Linked DNA regions of Mus musculus: regions 1, 3 and 4 are each linked to region 2. A link is a loop called in an ENCODE intact Hi-C map of the cell type or tissue named here. Cell type or tissue: left cerebral cortex. All regions are shown on one strand.

Region 1 (5,000 bases), 200 kb after region 2:
ACTACAGATGGGGAGTCTCTCCTGCTGGATTAGGGAGTGGCTTGCTCCTTCCTGTCCCTAAACTTGCTAATGGCATCTACAATGGTCCCTGACTCCATATTTAAAGAGATAGCTGATTTTCCTGTGTCCAAATGTGTGCTTGCCATACCTTGCCGTACCTGCTTCAAGAATAGTGCAGGCAGGCAGGGAAGGGTGAACACATGAGAACTTTATTTACATAGGAATAACAGCTCACACTGGATAGGGTCAGTGTACAGACATAACAGCCCAGACAAGAAAACAGAAGACCAGAACTTCCTGGTCCGCTGGGGGTGCCAAGCCAGATGGACAACATGTGGTGCAGCTCGGTACTCCAGTAAGCCATCAGTAGCAACCAAGGGCAGCTCTTCCCATCTCATGGGACAGGAAAGAGCAAGCCACTCCCCGATCCGATCCAGTAGGACTGACTCCCCATGTGTGGCCAGGCTCATGGCCTCTGCACCTTGTGATCCTAATCAGTTACATGTGTGTATGGAAATAAGGTGTAAAACAAAAAAACAATCAGTAAAAACCTGACAAATGTGGCATCAAATGACAAGGGCCAAACCCTCTCTTGGCTTTCTTGTTTTTTTTTGTTTGTTTTTTTTTTGTTTGTTTGTTTTTAAAGACTTATTTACTTATTATATGTAAGTATACTGTAGTTGTCTTCAGACACTCCAGAAGGGGGCGACAAATCTCGTTACAGATGGTTGTGAGCCACCATGTGGTTGCTGGGATTTGAACTCAGGACCTTCGGAAGAGCAGTCGGTGCTCTTAACCGCTGAGCCATCTTTCCAGTCCCTCTCTTGACTTTCTTATTGCAGTGAGTTCTCAGCCTAGAGGGTGACAATGCACTGTTTGCAGCTGGGACCTTGAAACAGTTTCTAGTGACCCAGGTATGGAACTCAGGGCTACACTGTGACCCCCACCTGAAGCTCTGCTGCCAGAGCTGTCTCAGCTGGATGGCTACCGGAGACCACTGTTAGGGCTAGCAACTTCCTGCCAAGGCAGAGGACCTGAGTGTGGTCCCTAGGATCCACATGGTAGACAATAACCAATCCTTCCAACCTGCACACATGTGATCACACACAAATATTGTTGAAATATCCCTTCTGCAGGAAAGAGGGGCCCCTGAAGAAGCTCAAAAGACACACCAGAATGAGAAACCAGGAAGGGGTGGGCTTTTGAAGTTGGACTAACTGCACTGTGCGTTATGTCTATGGAGGCCAGCGGGTGGAATATGGTGTTTGAATGAGAACATCCCTCATAGGTTCATGTTTGAATGCTTTGTCCCTGTGTAATGGAACTTTTTGGCCTTGCTGGAGTAGGTATCACTGAGAGTAGGCTCTGACATTTCAAAGGCTCACACCCATGCCATTCCTGGTGGCTCTCAGCTTCTGCTCCAGGGCTATGCTTGCCTGCTGCCTGTTCTCCACTACGGTGGCCACAGGCTCAACCCTCTGGAACTATGAGCTCATAGTCAACGCTTTCTTTTATAAGGTGCTTGGTCATGGTGCAACAGACACTGGGTAAGCCTGACAACCTGAGTTCCGATTCCCCAGAACCCAAGCAACCATGGATACAGTAGTACAGTGGGTGTGTACAGCACACTGAAAGGGGTACGGATGGTAGAAGACAGTGCCAGTTAGCTTGACTGAGGTAAACATTGAGAGACTCTGTCTAGGGGTGAAGGCATTTGCTGCCAAGCCTGACAACCTGAGTTCAATCCCCAGAACCCACATGATGGAAGGAGACAATACACTTCTTAAGCATGGCGTGGTGGCGCACGCCTTTAATCCCTGCACTCAAGAGGCAGAAACAGGCAGATCTGCTGAGCCATCTCTCCAGCCCTCTTGTTTTTTGTTTTTCTGAGACAGGTTTCTCTGGCTGTCTAGGAGCTCACTTTCCAGACCAGGCTGGCTTTGAATTAAGAAATCCACCTACCTCTGCCTCCCGAGTGCTGGGATTAAAGGCATGTACCACCACACCTGGCTTCTTTTGTCTTTTTTAAGACAGGGTCTCACTATATAGCTCTGCTGTCTTGGACCTCACTCTATAGACCAGCCCGGCTTCAAACTCACAGAGATTCATCTGCCTCTGCCTCCTGAGGGCTAGGATCACAGGCGTGTGCCGCTATGTAGGACTTGCATTTTGCAATTTATTTTTTTAGTCACAAGTTTTGAAATGTGCCATCATTAATCCAGACCATTGTGTGGAGCTTTCTACAAGTGCTCTTTAGCTCCTCATGGCCCCAGCTGCCACAAACTGGAGCACCCTCCAACAGCCATCAACCTAGATCATTGCAACTTAAGCCTTGAGCCACTTTGGTTAGGAGTTAGTTGGGGTTTTCTTTTCCATATTTCTTTGAGACAGGGTCTCACTATGTAGCCTTAAAATTACAGAAACCCACCTGCCTCTGCTTCTCAGACTCTATCTCTCGTTTTGTTTTTTTTTTCAAGATAGGCTCTCAGCCTCTCAGGATGGCTTGTAATTCACTATATCCTTGAACTGATCCTCCTGCCTCTAACTCCTGTGTGCTAAGATTACAGGTGCGAGCCAATATCATGTCTAGCTTGAAGTACTGGACGTGAATGTGTGCTAGGCAAACATTCAACTGAGCCTCATCCTCTTTGAAATTCTGTTGTTTTGTTGTTGTTGTTTGTTTGTTTGTTTTATATGTCAAAGCTAGTCTACCTTAATCCCCTCACCTGCTCTGCTGGGCCTTGCTCAGGGCAAAACAGAGAAGCCCTAGCTGGGAATGAGGAGCTTTGGCGCCCTCTGGTGTCCATTAATCAGAATAAACACATGCACGGCCACCACCCCAAAGTCAATCTCTTCTGTTGCCGAGTGACCAAATGCTGGTGCAAGAAACGCAAGCCATGGGACATGTAGGCAGTAGCATATATTTTTCAGTAAAAAGAAACTTAGGGATGGAGCTATGGAGCAGTGGGTAAAATGTTTGCTGCAACAAGTGTACGGATGGATTTGACCATTGACCTTTGGGAGCACATGAGAAGCTGGAGATACCAGTGTCCCAAGCTGGGGAGGCACAGGTTCAGCCTTGCTTTTTTTTTTTTTTTTTTTTTTTTTTTTTTTTTTGAGACAGGGTCTCTCTTTGTAGCCCTGGCTGTCCTGGCACACACTTTGTAGACCAGGCTGGCCTTGAACTCAGAAATCTGCCTGCCTCTTCCTCCCAAGTGCTGGGATTAAAGGCGTGCGCCACCATCGCCCGGCATGTGTGTTCAGCCTTTCTTACAGAACTCAGGACCACCAGCTCAGGAGTGGAACCACACACAATGGGCTGGGTCCTCTCTCATCGATCATTCATTTAGAAAGTTCCCTACAGGCCGGCCTGCCTACAGCATGATCTTACAGAGGCTACCTCCTCTCAGATGATGCTAACCTGTGCCAAGTTGACATAAAACTATCCAGCACACTATACACCTGGCTGCTCTTGGAAAGGACCCAGATTCCATTCCCAGTACCCATGTTGGGGTTAGAGAGATACCAAGTATGCTTATAAAGAACCCAGATTCAGTTCCCAACTCCATATGGTGGCTCCCAACCTCCTGTAACTCCAGCTCCAAAAGATCAGAGACACCGTCTTCAGTCCTCCAGTGGCACTACACACATTTCACAAGCAAACATTCATAAATGAAACTAAAAGTGAAATCTTCAAATAATTATCCCGCCCCCAGCTGTGTGTGTGTGTGTATATGTACTCAGCCACACCCCAGTCTGTGTGTGAGGTCAGAGGATAACTCTGTGGAGTTAGTTCTCTCTTCCCACATTGCTGTTGTTTTTGTGTTTTCCCAGGGTTTCTTTGTGTAGTCTTGGCTGTCCTGGAACTAGCTTTGTAGGCCAGGCTAGCATCAAAATCACAGAGACCCACCTTCCTCAGCCTCCCGAGTTGCTGGGATCAAAAGTGTATGCCACCACTTCCTGGCTCCTTCCACTTAATTGTTTTAACCTTTTATTTTCTCTCTTCAGGCCCCTCTCCTTCCTCTTTTGTGGGCGCTCTAGGATCATGCTTGATGGCCGACATTTGTTTGTTTATTACACTGGGTCTCCCTGTGGAGCTCTGCCTGGCTTGGGACTCACAGAGATCTTATTGTTTCTGGTACCAGAATGGAAGCTAGGGCCTTGTGTATGCTAGGCAAGTGTTCCCAGCAACATCATCAGCACCACTAGGTCACAGCTCAGGCTAGCTTTAAGACTGTACTGATCCTCCTGCCTCAGCCTCTTCTTGTCTAGGATAGCAGATGTAAGCCACCATACCTAGCTTTATACTTCATTATTTAGGAAATATCAGCAGGAAAGAATCTGCGAAAGTTTTTCCTAATCTCCTTTCTTGTCGAGTTTTTTGTTTTTGAGATAGGGTCTCATTTGGCCCAGGCTGGCCTTGAACCGGATCACTACATACTCGAGGTATTGAGTATTAAGGAGCCTCCCTTTAGTCAGAGAAAAGTGCTGAGGTTACAGATTGTACAAGACCTATTAATGGTCATCAGGCTGGAGCCTGGGGCTCCCTATATGCTGGGTGAACACAACTGAAGTCAGCTACACTTATCACACCATTCCACCTTGGTTGGCTCCCTCGGTGCAGAACCTAACAAGAGGGCTGGCTAGCTGTGCCTATCAGGGGACCAAACCTAGAAGGGGGTAGGTGGCTGGCTGAGAACTATAGATCTCAATCATGAAGAGCTTCAGAGGCAGGCTCACAGAGCACCTGGCTTTAACAGAGTGCAGGTATGGACAACCAGACTGCAAACCTGGTGAATTGGTGAATTAGCTGGGCTAAGTAAACACTGGTATGTGCAAGGCCAGTACTTGGCTGGCTAAGGGCAATGAAGTCTAAGGACTGTCACCCTCCAGGGTCTACCCATTACCCTGAGAGGTATCTTCCTGAAGTCCAGGCTGTCATCTACAGATGGTGGATGGAACATATAGCCCAGGTCCTGATGTTTGCCTCTTTTGCAAAT
Region 2 (5,000 bases):
AGAGTTTTCAGTCCACAGTTAAGTGAGTGGGAAGAATAAAAACTGTCTATGTGTCTTGTTGGGGAGGGCGTGCTTTTTAAGGTTTCTTACCAGGTTGTCATGCCAACCCATAAAGCACTTTGAGTATATCTCCTCCCATGTTTCCCCTTTACCTTTTTGAGAGAAAGGCTTACAATAGCCTGGGCATTCCTCAGGTCCCCTATAGAGTGGAGGATGGCCTTGAACTCTTGGTCCTCATGCTTCCACCTCTAGATCACAGGGTTTGCAGGAGTGGCACCAGACGTGGTTTGCATGCATATCCTCTTCCCCCAATATACACAGCCTCCCCCATTGTCAACACCCCACTCTGGCTTGTATGTTGGTTCCAATCGATAAAGCTCCATTGACAGATACAACATTGTCCCCCTGCAGTCCAGAGTTCACAGCCAGGATCAGTCTGGGTTATATACATAGGCTGGAGGCGTTAGCACACATGCAACTCCACAGACCCCACTGTAGGCTTGTCCAGAGGCCACTTCCTGAGTCTCTTAATCTAAAAAAGCTCAAAACAGGAAAGCCAGTTACCACTTCCCTCCTTCCTGGGATTAAGATTCCTTCTCCTCTTCCTCCCCTCCCTCTTCCTCCTCTCCCTCTTCCTCCTCTCCCTCTTCCTCCTCTCCCTCTTCCTCCTCCTCCTTCCCTCTCACTCTCCCCCCCTCCTCCTCAGTGTAGTGGTAGGAGGGAACCTAGGGTTTAGTGTGTGTGTGTCTATGTGTGCGTGCGTGCGTGTGTGAAGTGTGGTCAGAGGACAACCTGTAGAAGTTAGTCCTCTCCTGCCATGTGGACTCCTGGGATTGAACCCAGGTCATCAGGCTGAGTGGCACGTGCCTTTTCCCGAAGCCCTCCTTCCCTTTCTCTTGCTGTGATCAACACCAGGACCAAAAACACCCTGGAGAGGAAAGGGTTGATTTTGCCTCACACTTTCAGGGAACAGTGCACCTCTGAGGGACCTCAGGACAGGAACCTGGAGGTGGGAGCTAGTGCACAGACTGCACCACAGCTCACTGCTTGCTCTCCTGGTCACCAGCCAGTGGGTGCTCCACCTCCACATCAGTCACGAATCACAAAAGTGTCCCAAGGAGACATTTTCTCAACCTGAGGCTCCTTCTCCGATTGCCTTAGCTTGTGTCAAGGTGACCGACAGACAAACCTAAGCCCCACACCCACAGACTCGTCAGTACCCTTGGATGTCTGTTGTTTTGTGACAGTATCTCAGTACATGACCCAAGCTGCCTAGATCTTCCTTCTTTCTTCCTTCCTTCCTTCCTTCCTTCCTTCCTTCCTTCCTTCCTTCCTCTTTTATCTTTTGTTGTTGGTGGTGGTTTTTTTTTTTTTTAAGGGGGGAGCATCTCTCTACATAGCCCTGTCTGTCCTGGAACCCACTCTGTAGACCAGGCTGGCCTCAAACTCAGAGATCCACCTGCCTCTGCTTCTCAAGTGCTAGGATTAAAGGCATGTTCCACCACCGCCCAGCTAAAATATTTTTAATTAAAAATAAGATTTATTTTTATTTTACCTGAATGAGTGTTTGCATGTATGTGTTGGTACCATCTATGTGCTTGGTACCTGTAGAGGTCAGAAGAGGGTCCTGGATTCCCTGTAACTGAAGTTACAGACAGTTGTGAGCCACCATGTAGGTGCTAGGAATGAAACCCAGGTCCTCTGTAGGAGCAGCCAGTGCTTTTAGCCATGGAGCCATCTCTTCTGTCCTGGCTTTTTATTTTTTATTTTCTTAAAGCAAACTGGGAGGTGATGTAGCTCAATGGTGGATCAAGTGTTTGCCTGGCACATTTCAGAAGCTCTGGGCCCCTTCCCTAGTCTCACCATCACAAAACCTGTCCTCTCTTCCCACTGAGGAGGAACCAGTACAGAATCCACAGGCCTTGGACCTTGGTAGATGTTTGTGAGAAGGTGTGGAGGCCACAGTGGGGGCCTAACCAAGAAGACATGTCCTTTCTATCTAGAGTAGGGTTGTCAGGGTAATGGGAGGTGATTGGGAAGGGGCAGCCTGGGGTTCAGGGTACACTGAAGGTTTCGGGGCTCCTCACCTCACTTCTCCCATTCCCCAGGGTGGTCTGTATGAAGCGGTGAACGAAGTCTACAAAAACCTTATCCCCATCCTTGAAGCCCACAGAGACTACAAGAAGCTGGCTGCGGTGCACGGGAAACTGCAGGAGGCCTTCACCAAGATTATGCACCAGGTGGGCCCTAGGCCGCTGCTCCCATTCCCGGGTAGGCCCTCTCCAGCCCCTCCTTGACCTGGGACCCCTAATCTTGCCTCCTCTTTTCCCACAGAGCTCTGGCTGGGAGGTGAGTCCTGGTGAACAGTGGTCAACGAACACTAGGGGGCGCCAGAACAGCATGGCACCCCTCCATAGGGGCCTGAGCTCAGTGGTTGATGACGCACAGTCCCCTACTTATTCCCTTCCCCCAAATGCCCCATCTCAGGGGCAGCCTGTGAGTCACCCAGCTGGGAACTCTCCAGAGACACCCCTCCCTCGGGTAGGACCAGCTCAGTCACCACCAGGACTGTGGGTGGAAGAGGAATGGGGCTATCTCTCCCTCTCCGTCTCATTCCTTTTCTCCCTCTGCCTTAGGGCTCCCACGCTCTCTCCATCTCAGTCTCCCGACTCCCGGCTTTGCTCGGGACAACTACTCCTCATCTCTGTCAGGGTGCTCCCCACAAATCCCGCCTTGCCTTCTCCTTTCTATTTTTAGGCATCTCTCAGTTGAGGGAGAATTTTCTGGCCAAAGATGGCAGAAACCCAGAGCCCTAGGCAGGCTGGGTGGGGGCAAGTGGGTAGGTCCCCGCCTTTCCTGCATCGGAGATCTCCTTCTCCCTCTACAGAACGATTCTCATAGGGGGGTATAAGCAGGACCCTGGGAGGGGTAACTCTGACCTCTGACCTCTCCAATGACTGCATCTCTCTGTCTCCCATCTTTCCATTCTTGTTTCTGGCCACACAATGTCTGCCCCACCCTGTCTGGATCGGCTTTGGTGAGTGAATTTGGAATGATCCCACCTCCTTCCCCCATGGGTTGGGGAATGGTGTCTAGGGGTGTTTTTAGCCCCTTCCACATATGGGGCTAAAAACAGAGAGAATATCCTAGAGCTAGAGCCTAGCATCCCAGGACAGGAGGCAGCTCAGTATGTTCCTTAGCCACTCAGTCACCAGGGCACCTGGTAGGCCTGGGTCCCATGGGTACTGAGGTAGAGCTGGGAGCAACTCCACTCTAATTTGCTATTGGAATGCCTATGATGAGTGCCCAGCCGGTGAAAACTACAGAAACTCAAGTTTATGTTAAGCAAGGAAATTGACATAAGACTGGAACTCAGAAGGCTGAGACAGGAGGATACCCTGGTCTACATAGTGAGTTCCAGGTCAGCCAGGGTTATGTAGAGAGATCCTGTCTCAAATAAATAAACAAGCAAACAATTTTTTTAAGTTAAAAAAAAATTTGGCTGGGGTCTTAGCAAAGCCATAGAGTCCCAAGCTGGAATCTTGCAGTGAGAAGCTGGGGTGTTACTCAGCCCTGGAGTGCTCCCTTAACACGGGGCCTCTGAGTTCAATCGCAGCACACATATACACGTGAAAAGCCGGTGACCAGCCTTTGTGATCCGGGTCCCCTGGCATGTTCCTCTGTCTCACCCCTGTGTCTGAGATCCCCAGACAGGCTCCTGAGGTTCAGGGTTCCCCATCCCAGCTTGGTTCCCTCTCCATCCCACCCTGAGTGTGTCTGGAGTAGAGGCCATCTGCAGAGAGGCCTCCATGCCAACACCACTGGCTTCTCTCAGCCCAGCGTGTATTTGGGACATATTTCCGAGTGGGCTTCTATGGCACACGATTTGGTGACCTGGATGAACAAGAGTTTGTGTACAAGGAACCGTCAATCACGAAGCTTGCAGAGATCTCACACCGGCTGGAGGCACGTCCTGGCGCTGGGAGGTGGGCTAGGCAATGTGAGTTACAGTGGGGGCTGCCCCAGCTGACCCGGAGTCAACCCCGTGTCTTTAGGAGTTCTATACGGAAAGGTTCGGGGATGATGTGGTAGAGATCATCAAAGATTCTAACCCAGTGGACAAGTCCAAGCTGGACCCACAGAAGGTGGGTCCTCTGGTCCCTCCCTGCCCCCAAAATCCAATATTGGCGTTTGCATGGTGGGGGCAAGTCCGGTTTCTTGGGAGAGTCTGGTACATCCAGTTATAGGAAGAGCTGGGCCTTTCGATTCAAAGGGTTCAGGCCTGCAGGGACCAGGACCTCAGGCTGGAGCTGTGGTGTCAGGTGGACCCCGCACCACTCCCATCCTCTTACTCGGCCCCGTGTTCCAGGCGTACATACAGATAACCTATGTGGAGCCACATTTCGACACTTATGAGCTCAAGGATCGGGTGACCTACTTCGATCGGAACTATGGGCTGCGGGCCTTCCTCTTCTGCACACCCTTCACACCAGATGGACGTGCGCACGGAGAGTTGGCCGAACAGCACAAACGCAAGACGCTGCTGAGCACGGAGCATGCCTTTCCCTACATCAAGACACGCATCCGAGTGTGCCACCGTGAGGAGGTGGGACCCCAGACCCCTAGGGAGGGGAGGGAGATTCGGGGACTCAAGGTCCAGGGGGAGACTTTTCCAGGGAGGAAAAGGCAGAGGAACCCCACAAACAGTGCATTTCAGGGATGCTGGATTTGGGAAGAAAGAGATGGGGATATAGCAGATTGGGTTTGGGCAGTAGAAGGACCCAGGCTGTAGGCTCCAGATGCAAGCCTCTACCATCCAGCCTGGAGAAATGTGGATATCTCAACTGTAGAGTCCCTAGACCCGAGGGCAAACAGCAAGTGAAACAGACCAGAAACCCCAGCTGAGTCAAGACCCACCAGGGAGCACAGATCTCCAGCACTGATCATAGCCTGGGACCCTCCTGCCCCACAGAACATCACAGGCCCCAGCAGGTGTATCC
Region 3 (5,000 bases), 190 kb after region 2:
AAATTTCTAAGTTCAAGGCCACCTTGGTCTACAGAGTGAGTTCCAGGACAGCTAGGGCTATACAGAGAAACCCTGTCTGGAAAAACAAAAAACAAACAAAACTGAATTAATTAAAAAAAAAAAAAAACAAGGGCAGGAGAGATGGCTCAGTGGTTAAGAGCACTGACTGCCTTTTAGAAGGTCCTGAGTTCAAATCCCAGCAACCACATGGTGGCTCACAATTATCCGAAATGAGAGTCTGAAGACAGCTACAGTGTACTTAGATATAATAATAAATAAATCTTAAAAAATAAAAAATAATAAATAAATAAAAATAAAACATAAGTGGCCTTAAGGGCTTTGCTAATGCAAGAGTTTAATCCCAGTACTCAGAGGGCAGAGGCGGCCAATCTGTGTGAATTTGAGGGCAGCCGGTAACAGAGTTCTAGGACAGCCAGGACTATACAGTGAGAACAGAAGGGGGCCAGGAGAATCAAAACAAACCCAAAACTTCTTAATGAATTAATACACATGCAGGCCAAGGAGAAACGTCCCCATATTTACTGCCCATTCCCCTACCAGACATGTAACACAAAGTAAAAGATTCAACTATCTGCTGGACCAGTCAAGAACAAAGAACAGGGCAGGAAGCCTGGCTGAACATCATCCCAGCACTTGGGAGGTGGAGGCAGCAAAGTGAGGATGAAGCCAGCCTGGTCTACATGAGGAGCTGGATGTCAGCCTAGGTTATAAGAGTCTGTCTTCAAAATCAGAATAATGATGATGTAGGAACGATTTGCCTAGTTCTTCCCAATCCTAACAGCGAAAGTAATTCCCTTGTACAAAGGAGGAAACCAAGAGGTTTGGCGAGATTAGCGATTTCGCCTAAGGCCACACAGCAAGCTGACAGCAGCCGGCGCTGGGCATCAAACTCAAAGGCTGTCTGTCAGTTCAAACAAAAACTTGTTTCTAGTTCCTGAGGAGTCACTGGAGGTAAAAGGGATCAAGTAGATGTCTTCGGACCCGCACAAAACACTTGCCTTCGGTGTTTTAAAATAAAAAACCCTATCTTAAAAACTGGGAAGGGCCAAGGGACTCAAAAGAAAAACAATGCCGCCGAGAGCAAACGTCCCCAGGCATCTTTCACTTTTTAGGCAAACATTTTGAAGCCATGGAAGAAATTCTTTATTTTTCCTTCAAAATCTGCAATAATGAAATTTATCAAAAAAAAAAATAATAAACATGAAGAAAGTAAGGTCTGGAGACCGAAGAGGGCTCATGACTGTGTCCAAGCTACACTGGGCATCAATAACTGAGGTAAAAATGTTGCTCCCGACGCCCGACCACAGGGCATTGGGATCCCACCCGTTACAAACGAGGCCAGAAAAGCCCACGACACCTAGCCACTGTTCAAAGTTGGGGTCCACAGAAATTAAAGTGGGGGATCTGGATCTCTGAAACGCCAAAGGGAAGAAGCTTTGTCCAAGACCCTACGAGAACGCGCGCGCGGCCTTCACGCGGCCCAGAGCCACCCGCCTCGCCGGCCACAGTCAGGAAGCCGCCGCGGTCTCGCTGCACTGCGGCCTGAGACGCGCGCGCAGGGCTTCTTGACCCTCAGGCGCCGCCGTACCGCGACCCCGCTTTGGTCGCCCAGCTGCCCCCTCCCCCTCCCGGCGCCTCCGCTTCATTCAAACCGTCTTGCCCAAGCCCCGGGAGCCTGGTTCCGCCCGGGAGCCTCCATTCCTTACCTGGAGGTAACGGCGCCGTAACCTTCCTGGCGCCGCCCCCAACCCTCCACGAGGGGTCGGGGACAGAGTGGGCGTCTCGCTTCTCCTCAGGAAACAAAGAAGCCGTCTCCGCCGCTGCCAAGCGAGTGGGAAAGCCTCGCGCGCGCGCCCGCTGGGCTTCGCCAGGCCACCCCCCCCCACCGCACGCGCCCGCCGCGCGCCCCCGCCTCCCTGTCTACCCGCTCCACTTGCCCTGCTTCCGCTGCCCGGCCGGCCTCGTGCGCGCGCCAGCCCACCCTTCCGCTCTCTGCGCGCATGCTCAGCCATTCGCTGTGCGCACGCGTACTAGTCCTTTGAGGGCGCGAGGAGGTGGGCGGGCCCAGAGGCTGCACAAGATCCTGGTGCACCGCCCCTGTGGGGGGCTCGGGGCGGCTCTGCGCAAGCGCACATCTACCTCCCAGGCACGAAACTGGGCCTCAAGCCGGGAGGCATGCGCAGTGGGGGTAGCACTGCGGCGACGCTTAAAGGTTGGGGGAGGGGGTGGGTGGTCCAGATGGGAGATAGTAAGGATGAAATTAAAGTCCTCAGGCTCGGAGCAGTTGGAGCACCCAGGGAGGAAAGAGAAGCGGAGAGATGGCCAAGCTATCCCAGGACCGGCAGAGCCCACGCGGTGCTAAGTGCAGGCCCGGGAAACGCTTTGATCCTGGTTCTGGCGCTGCCCTGCCTGCTCTGCAAGACTCTGCCCTGGCCACATTTCCTGCAGAACCTGCTGAGGCCCAGTAATTAGCTTTACAAATATTTATTGAGCTGCTATCGGCTACTTGCTGCCCTCTATTACAGTCTGTGGGGAGGCAACCGAATGAATAAGTAAAATACAGAGTGTGAGGTAGAAACAGCCATATTCACAATTTAACTTCTGATTTCCAAGAAAGCCATTAGCCTTGGAGCATAGAACTCTGTCCAAATCTGTAGATTCATGCCTCTGGTTGAGTTTTTAAAATATTTGGTAGTGTTCGGGAGGCAGAGGCAGGTGGATCTCTTGAGTTTGTTACCAAGGTGTTACTTGTTTTTGTTGTGTGTCTTTATGGTTTGTTTGTTTGTTTGTTTGTTTGTTTTTATTTTTTTGGTTTTTCGAGACAGGGTTTCTCTGTGTAGCCCTGGCTGTCCTGGAACTCACTCTGTAGACCAGACTGGCCTCGAACTCAAGAAATCCGCCTGCCTCTGCCTCCCGAGTGCTGGGATTAAAGGCGTGCGCCACCACGCCCGGCTGTCTTTAGTTTTTTAAGACGGGTTTTCTTTGTGTAGCCGTGGCTGTCCTGGCACTTGCTCTAGACTAAGCTGGCCTCGAACTCAGACATCTTCCTTCCTGAGTGCTGCATGCATGTACCAATCCAGCTTGGTCTTTTACATAGTGAGGTTCCAGGGCAGCCATGGATACAAAGTGAGACCTTCTCTAAGTAAACAAACAAAAGGGTGTTTTCTGCCACAAAGAACAAAAAAGAATGTTTCAGGCCATTAAATCACTGGCCTGCTACTGCCTCTTAAACGCTAGGGTTACAGACCCAAGATACCAAGACTGGCAAACTATCATGGTATTTTCGCTTGGTTGTTTTGTTTTGTTTTTGTTTTTCGAGGACAGAGTTTCTTTGTGTAGCTCTGGCTGACCTGGAACTGGATCCTGAGACCAGGGTGACCTCGAACTGACATCTACCTGCCTCTGCTTCCCCACCACCACCCCCCACCCCACCCCACCCCCAACACACACAGCTCAGTTCTGGTTTTCAGGTTTATTTTCAGCCGGAGTTTAGTGGCATTTGTCCTTAATCTCACCAAGCTGATCTTTGTTTGTGGCCAACTTTATCCACATAGTGAGTTCCAGGCCTGCCAAGGTTACATAATGAGATTTTCTCAAAAAAATAAATTTTCTCAAAAAAATAAATTTTGGTGACTGGATAGGTGGCTCAGCAGTTAAGAGCACTTGCCCTTGCAGAGGACCTCCATTCCGTTCCCAACACTTCTCGGGGGCCAGAACTGCTTCCAACTCAGGAGCTTCGCCTGAGTACTAGGAATACTAGAATATTCTCTCTCTCTCTCTCTCTCTCTCTCTCTCTCTCTCTCTCTCTCTCTCTCTCTCCCCTCTCTCTGTCTCCAGAGTGCCATAATTAAAGGCATGTGCTACCAGTACCAGCCATACTAGATTTTTAATTTTTTTAATATATTTTTAAATTGTTTTCTTTTTTTTTTTTCTTTTTTGAGACAGGGTTTCCCTGTGCAGTCCTGGCTGTCCTGGAACTCACTCTGTAGACCAAGCTGGCCTCAACTCGGAAAGCCACCTGCCTCTGCCTCCCAAGTGCTGGGATTAAAGGCACACGCCACCACTGCCCTGCTGTTTTTGTTTTTCAAGACAGGGTTTCTATGTGTAGCCCTTCAGTAGGCTGGCCTCAAATCTGTAGATTTGCTTGCTGTTGCCTACTGACTGCCTGGACTAAAGGTGTGCACCATCACGACCTGGCTAGATTTCTTTTTAAGTATCATCTATGGACTAGGAGGGTGAGAGTATAATTCTTGCTTGTAGTGTGTGACTGGCATGCATGAAACCCTGGGTTCCATCGCCAACACTGAGTAAACTAGACATACAGGCATAGAGACACGTGCCTGTGGTCTCAGAAATAGAAATGCAGAGGCATGAAGATCCATAGTGCAAAGTCATCCTCAGCTTCAGAGAGATTTTTTTTTTTTTTTGAGACAGGGTTTCTTTGTGTAGCCCTGGCTGTCCTGGAACTCACTCTGTAGAGCAGGCTGACCTCAAACTCAGAAATCTACCTGGGTCTGCCTCCGGAGTGCTGGGATTAAAGGCGTGCGCCACCACTGCCCAGCTTTCAGAGTGAATTTGAGGCTATCTGGCTATATGAGACTGCTTCACAGGGTAAGAAAAGGGGAAAGTGCCGGGCAGTGGTGGCACATGCTTTTAATCCCAGCACTTGGGAGGCAGAGACAGGCAGATTTCTCAGTTCGAGGCCAGCCTGGTCTACAGAGTGAGTTCCAAGACAGCCAGGGCTACACAGAGAAACCCTGTCTCGAGAAACAAAATAACAAATAACAAAAAAAAAGAAAAAAGAAAAGAAAAGAAAAAAAAAAGGAAGAAAGAAAGAAAAAGAAAAGAGAGAAAAATGGGTGGGAGGGGGTGGTGATAAACAGAGACCAGGCTGCCTGTCTATTGAGTGGGCAACTCTGCCAAACACTCAACCTGCATCAACAAATTGGGTCTTTTCCATTCTAGATAGGTACGTACCA
Region 4 (5,000 bases), 170 kb after region 2:
CCCTGAACTAAGCCAAGTCACCTCCACAGACCTCTCTCCTCTAATGTCCGGAGGCTCTGGCAGCTTTGTATGAGACACCAAGGCAAGTCTCAGGAACAGAGTACAGGACTGAGATCACAGGATGCCTACCTTGTGCATCTGATGCATGTTGTCCTGGGGGTACCCTCCAGGCCCCTGGGTGGGCATGGGATGTCCTGCTGAAGGAGGTCCTGGGCTTGGCCCCATCATGCTGTGGGCAGAACCTGGTGAGGGGCCAGGGCTAGGACCCAGCATTGCACCAGGTGAAGGACCAGGGCCTGGGGAAGGACCAGGCCGAGGAGTCCCACCCAAGGGTGGGTCTGGAGTAGACATCTTTACTGGAGCTACAGGCACTGGTCTCCTGTTGGAAAGAAATTCTGGTCATCCTAGAATCTGGGACAGGGGTTCAGTTATGTCAAGAACAGCAAAGAAGGGCCCAAAGGTCAGTCAGGTTCACCCAGACCACTGAGCCCCATCTTGTAGGCCTGATACCTAACCTTTGTTCCAAACCTTTCTTTTATTCTTTTTGGGAAAAACAATGTTATCTCAGGAAAAGAAATCAGCTCAGAAAGCAGGGAATGATGGTGCATGTCCATGACCCCAGAAATAGGGAGGCAGAGGATCTCTTAATTTGAGTTCTATACTAGTTCCAGGCCAGCCAGGACTGCATAGGGAGACCCTGTCTCACTCCCCACCCTACCACAAAATTACTTCTGCGTATTGCCCAGCCTTATCTAACTATAAAGTGACAGACTGGGGAAACTGACCAATAATCACTCTAGGAAGCTACACTTGATGTGGTCAGTGGGACAATGTCCTCCCATTACCTCCAAGATCAACTAGGTCCCCAGCAGACTGTGGGGCAACTCTCAAATTATCCTTTAACTGTGGAGTCATCTGTTCTCTTGTTCATGAAGGTCATGAACAAGACAGGCAGTCAGACAGACACACAAAAACAATCAGTGAGTGCTAATCAGCATCCGGTCCACAAAGAAGTAGTTCAACATGGAGGGAAAACTTCCAAGCAAAGCCACAGTCAAGGTCTTTAACTTGTCCTTACAGAGATAAACAACTGGTAAAAGGAAGGCTGGAAATCGAGGCATGGTGGCGCATGCCTTTAATCCCAGCACTCCGGAGACAGAGGCAGGCAGATTTCTGAGTTCGAGGCCAGCCTGGTCTACAGAGTGAGTTCCAGGACAGCCAGGATGACAGAGAAACCCTGCCTCGAAAAACCAAAAAAAAAAAAAAAAAAAAAAGAACCAGATCCATTAAGAGACTCTGCTTCAAATAATAAGGTGAAGAATAACTAAGGAAAACACCAGCCTCACCTCTACATGCACACACAAACATACACACTCGTTCACACACACAGGCAGACACACACTAAAAGAAGAAATAAATGTATTAATATTTAAAAGACAAATTCAGGGCTAGGCATGGTAACACACACCTGAAATTCCATTATTCAGGATACTGGACACAGAGAGCTACAGCAAAAGCCGATCTCAAAAATGAGGGTTGGGGTGAGGGAACTAGCAAAATGATTCAGCAGGTAAAGGCTACCAAGCCTAATTTGAGTTCAAATTCCAGGATCCACACGGTAAAAGAAAGAACTGAGTTTTACAGTCTGTCTTCTTCCAGATGTGTGCCACAACAACACACAAGCCCAGGGACTAGCACATACTCAAATACAGGCATGTATGTTGTGTGTGGAGGCCAGAGGATAATCTTGAGCGTCTCACATTTGAGACAGGGTCTACATACCAAGTACATAAATACAAAAACACTCACAAAAATAAAAATAGAATACAGAGGGCTGAAGAAATGGCTCAGCAGCTATGAATCTTTGCTGCTCAAGTGGGTGTGGTAGCTCACATCTTTATTCTCGGCACTCAGGTGGCACAGGCAGATGGATCTCTGTGAGCTCAAGATCAGCCTGGTCACCGGGCAGTGGAGGCGCACACCTTTAATCCCAGAACTTGGGAGGCAGAGGCAGGTAGATTTCTGAGTTTGAGGCCAGCCTGGTCTACAGAGTGAGTTCCAGGACAGCCAGGGCTACACAGAGAAACCCTGCCTTGAAAAACAAACAACAACAAAAGAAAACAACAACAACAACAAAAAAATATTCAGCCTGGTCTACATAGAAGGTTCCAGGACAGCCAAAGGTACACAAAAAGAAGAAGAAAAGAAAAGAAAAAAGGGGGAGAGGGGCTAGCTAGAGAGAGGATGGCTTGGCAGTTAAGAGTGCAGGCTTGCTCTTCCAGAGGTACTGAATTTAATCCCAGTAACATGGTTACTTGCCATCTATAGAGAGATCTGGTGCCCTCTTCTGGCTGCAGGCATGCAGGCAGGCAAAACACTGTATATATAATAAATCTTTGAAAAAGAAAAATGAGCCGGGCATGGTGGCGCACACCTTTAATCCCAGCACTAGGGAGGCAGAGGCAGGCAGATTTCTGAGTTCGAGGCCAGCATGATCTACAAAGTGAGTTCCAGGACAGCAAGGGCTACACAGAGAAACCCTGTCTCAAAAACCAAAACCAAAACCAAAAGAAAGGAAAAGAAAAGAAAGGAAAAGAAAAGAAAGGAAAAGAAAAGAAAAGAAAGGAAAAGAAAAGTGTAAAAGTGTTTGCTGCTCTTCTGTAAGACCTGAGTTTTAATTCCCAGCACCCACGCTGGGAACTTTCTTCTTTTAGTGTGTGTCCGTAACTCCAGCTCTAGAGAATCTGATATCCTCTTGTGGCTTCCACTGGCATTCAACTTAAGTGTATACACACACTGACAATGAAAAAGAAAAAATAAATATATATGTATTTATATATGTATAAACGCATAAACACACACATTGGGTTTTTTGTAATTTTTGTAAAAGATTCATTTATTATATGCAGGTACACTGTAGCTTGTCTTCAGACACTCCAGAAGAGGGAGTCAGATCTCATTATGGATGGTTGTGAGCCACCATGTGGTTGCTGGGATTTGAACTCCAGACCTTCGGAAGAGCAGTCGGGTGCTCTTACCCACTGAGCCATCAAACCAGAGAGTCACCTGGATTAAAATCATGAGCCATGATACCCATCCTATACAACAGTAGAAAGAAACTAACTCACTCACTCAGGGCCTGGTGTAATTGAGCGGAATAGCACATGAATAGCATACATGAAGTCTTAGGTTTGCCCCAGAACAATAAAAGACCTTCTCTCAAAGGTCGACAACCAAGATTAGCCACTGGCCTCTACATACACATATATGCCCTTGTGCAAAACCATAAAAAGAACTGTGAGGGTTCATGAGATGGCTCACACATATACATACTACAAACACATGTATATTTAACAACAACAAAAAAAGTTAAACCATGGGAAAGTCGTTTCTTTGTAGCTACTCAGTCCAAAAGCATTACAACAACTCTGTAGCTTGAGACAGGGTCTGAGATACAATTCCCTTCTATCTAAATTACCTTTCCTGGTGATACCATAATATATTTTTATCACTAAGAGATACAGAAAGAGCAGAGGCGCAAGGCAGGGAACAACTGTCTCTAACTCCAGGTCTAGACGAGCCAATAGCTATCTTCTGGCCTCCACACACAGGTACCAGTAACAAAAGTGGTGCGCAGGTACACCATGCAGGCAAAACACATTTTTTTCCATTCAGTTCTTAGGCTAATGAGAAGAAAAAGCAAAGTACCTGGGTGGGAGGCTGGCAGGTAGATCTGATTTCAGGGTCAGCCTGGTCTACAGAGCTAGTTCTAGGATAGCCAGGGCTACACAAAGAAACCCTGTCTCAATTAAAAAAAGAAAACAGGGCTGGTGAGATGGCTCAGTGGGTAAGAGCACCCGACTGCTCTTCTGAAGGTCCAGAGTTCAAATCCCAGCAACCACATGGTGGCTCACAACCATCTGTAACAAGATCTGACGCCCTCTTCTGGAGTGTCTGAAGACAGCTACAGTGTACTTACATATAATAAATAAATAAATCTTTAAAAAAAAAAAAAAAAAAAAAAGAAAACAGTCCTGACAAAACTATAGGTGCCTGCTACCTGAAGAAAGCATTAATCCTATGGGATCCTCCACTTCCTGGGCAGCTAGAGGAAGCAAGGTAAGCTGAGTCAAACCTGCAACAGCACCAGAAACTCTGGTTCATCATCTCCAACAACCCCAAACCCAGTACAAGCCAACTTCTTCTCTGTCAATGAGCTGAAAGCAAGGGCATTTGACTGCTCTAGCCTCTGCTCAACAATACTCCTGAACTGACAATACTTTGTTTTTTAAGACATTATCTTGGGCTGGTGAGATGGCTCAGCAGGTAAGAGCACCCGACTGCTCTTCCAAAGGTCCTTAGTTCAAATCCCAGCAACCACATGGTGGCTCACAACCATCTGTAACAAGATCTGATTCCCTCTTCTGGAGTGTCTGAAGACAGCTACAGTGTACTTACATATAATAAATAAATCTTTAAAAAAAAAAAAAAATTATCTTATAGTGTAGCCCAGGCTGGAACTCTAGATTCTGCTGCCCTTAACTTCCCATTGACCCTTTGAGGACCAGACCTGTGATCACAGGCCTTTAATCACAACACATGGAGCAGCAGTAAGCAGATCTCAAATTAAGAGGCCAGCCCAGCCTGGTCTACATATTGAGACATGTCCAGGAAATCAAATGTAGCACAAGCCCTACCTCAAAAAGAAAAAAAGAAAACAAACAAACAAAACAGATCAGCTTTTGAAGGTTTATTAGTTACTCATTGTTGTGATAAAACACCATGACTATAGAAAAGAGACTACATTCCAGGTTATGGTTCTAAAGGACTAAGAGTCCATCATGTCTGTGTGGAAGTATGGCAGCAAGTGGCAGGCAGCTGTGAGGTCCTATCCTCAGTCACAAGTAAAAAGAAGAAAAAGTAGGGTAAGGCTATACACTCTTAAATCCCTACCTACCTGAGCTACTTCCTCTAGCAAGGCCCTGTCTCCTACGCCCTCC

Evidence for each region. Peaks named below come from ENCODE experiments on the same cell type or tissue, not always from the same donor. Only the 100,000 strongest peaks of a DNase experiment are listed, where the experiment ranks them.
Region 1: it touches region 2 in a loop (7-fold over the local background); 14 of 42 quality-filtered maps call a loop at or near these places.
Region 3: a loop joins it to region 2, with 2.8 times the contacts of the local background. A loop is called at or near these places in 14 of 42 quality-filtered maps.
Region 4: a loop joins it to region 2, with 2.5 times the contacts of the local background. A loop is called at or near these places in 2 of 42 quality-filtered maps.

What each region holds. Positions count from the first base shown.
Region 1 is chr9:21,599,996-21,604,995 of GRCm38, reverse strand. No RefSeq gene overlaps it. Among named protein-coding and RNA genes, the nearest start is that of Yipf2, 9.7 kb to the right of the region's middle. In left cerebral cortex, CTCF peaks have their summits at 701 (motif pointing right) and 2,800 (motif pointing left); a DNase peak (open chromatin) is centred at 2,796.
Region 2 is chr9:21,801,959-21,806,958 of GRCm38, reverse strand. It overlaps Dock6 (dedicator of cytokinesis 6), which reads left to right. Exons shown (of 50, transcript NM_177030.3): 42 at 2,109-2,240; 43 at 2,335-2,349; 44 at 3,841-3,966; 45 at 4,056-4,145; 46 at 4,370-4,606. It overlaps Gm39305 (a long non-coding RNA gene), which reads right to left and starts at 563. Exons shown (of 3, transcript XR_870577.2): 1 at 153-563. In left cerebral cortex, a CTCF peak has its summit at 2,380 (motif pointing right); a DNase peak (open chromatin) is centred at 2,501; H3K4me3 peaks cover 321 bases; H3K27ac peaks cover 1,216 bases.
Region 3 is chr9:21,613,128-21,618,127 of GRCm38, reverse strand. It overlaps Smarca4 (SWI/SNF related, matrix associated, actin dependent regulator of chromatin, subfamily a, member 4), which reads right to left and starts at 1,959. Exons shown (of 34, transcript NM_001174078.1): 1 at 1,728-1,959. Mir1946b (microRNA 1946b) reads left to right here and starts at 4,552; the gene lies at 4,552-4,684. In left cerebral cortex, no CTCF peak of the experiment used is centred here; DNase peaks (open chromatin) are centred at 858, 1,625 and 2,070; H3K4me3 peaks cover 2,543 bases; H3K27ac peaks cover 2,052 bases.
Region 4 is chr9:21,628,184-21,633,183 of GRCm38, reverse strand. It overlaps Smarca4 (SWI/SNF related, matrix associated, actin dependent regulator of chromatin, subfamily a, member 4), which reads right to left. Exons shown (of 34, transcript NM_001174078.1): 2 at 130-379. The coding sequence starts at 351. Among named protein-coding and RNA genes, the nearest start is that of Smarca4, 15 kb to the right of the region's middle. In left cerebral cortex, a CTCF peak has its summit at 2,347 (motif pointing left); a DNase peak (open chromatin) is centred at 2,345.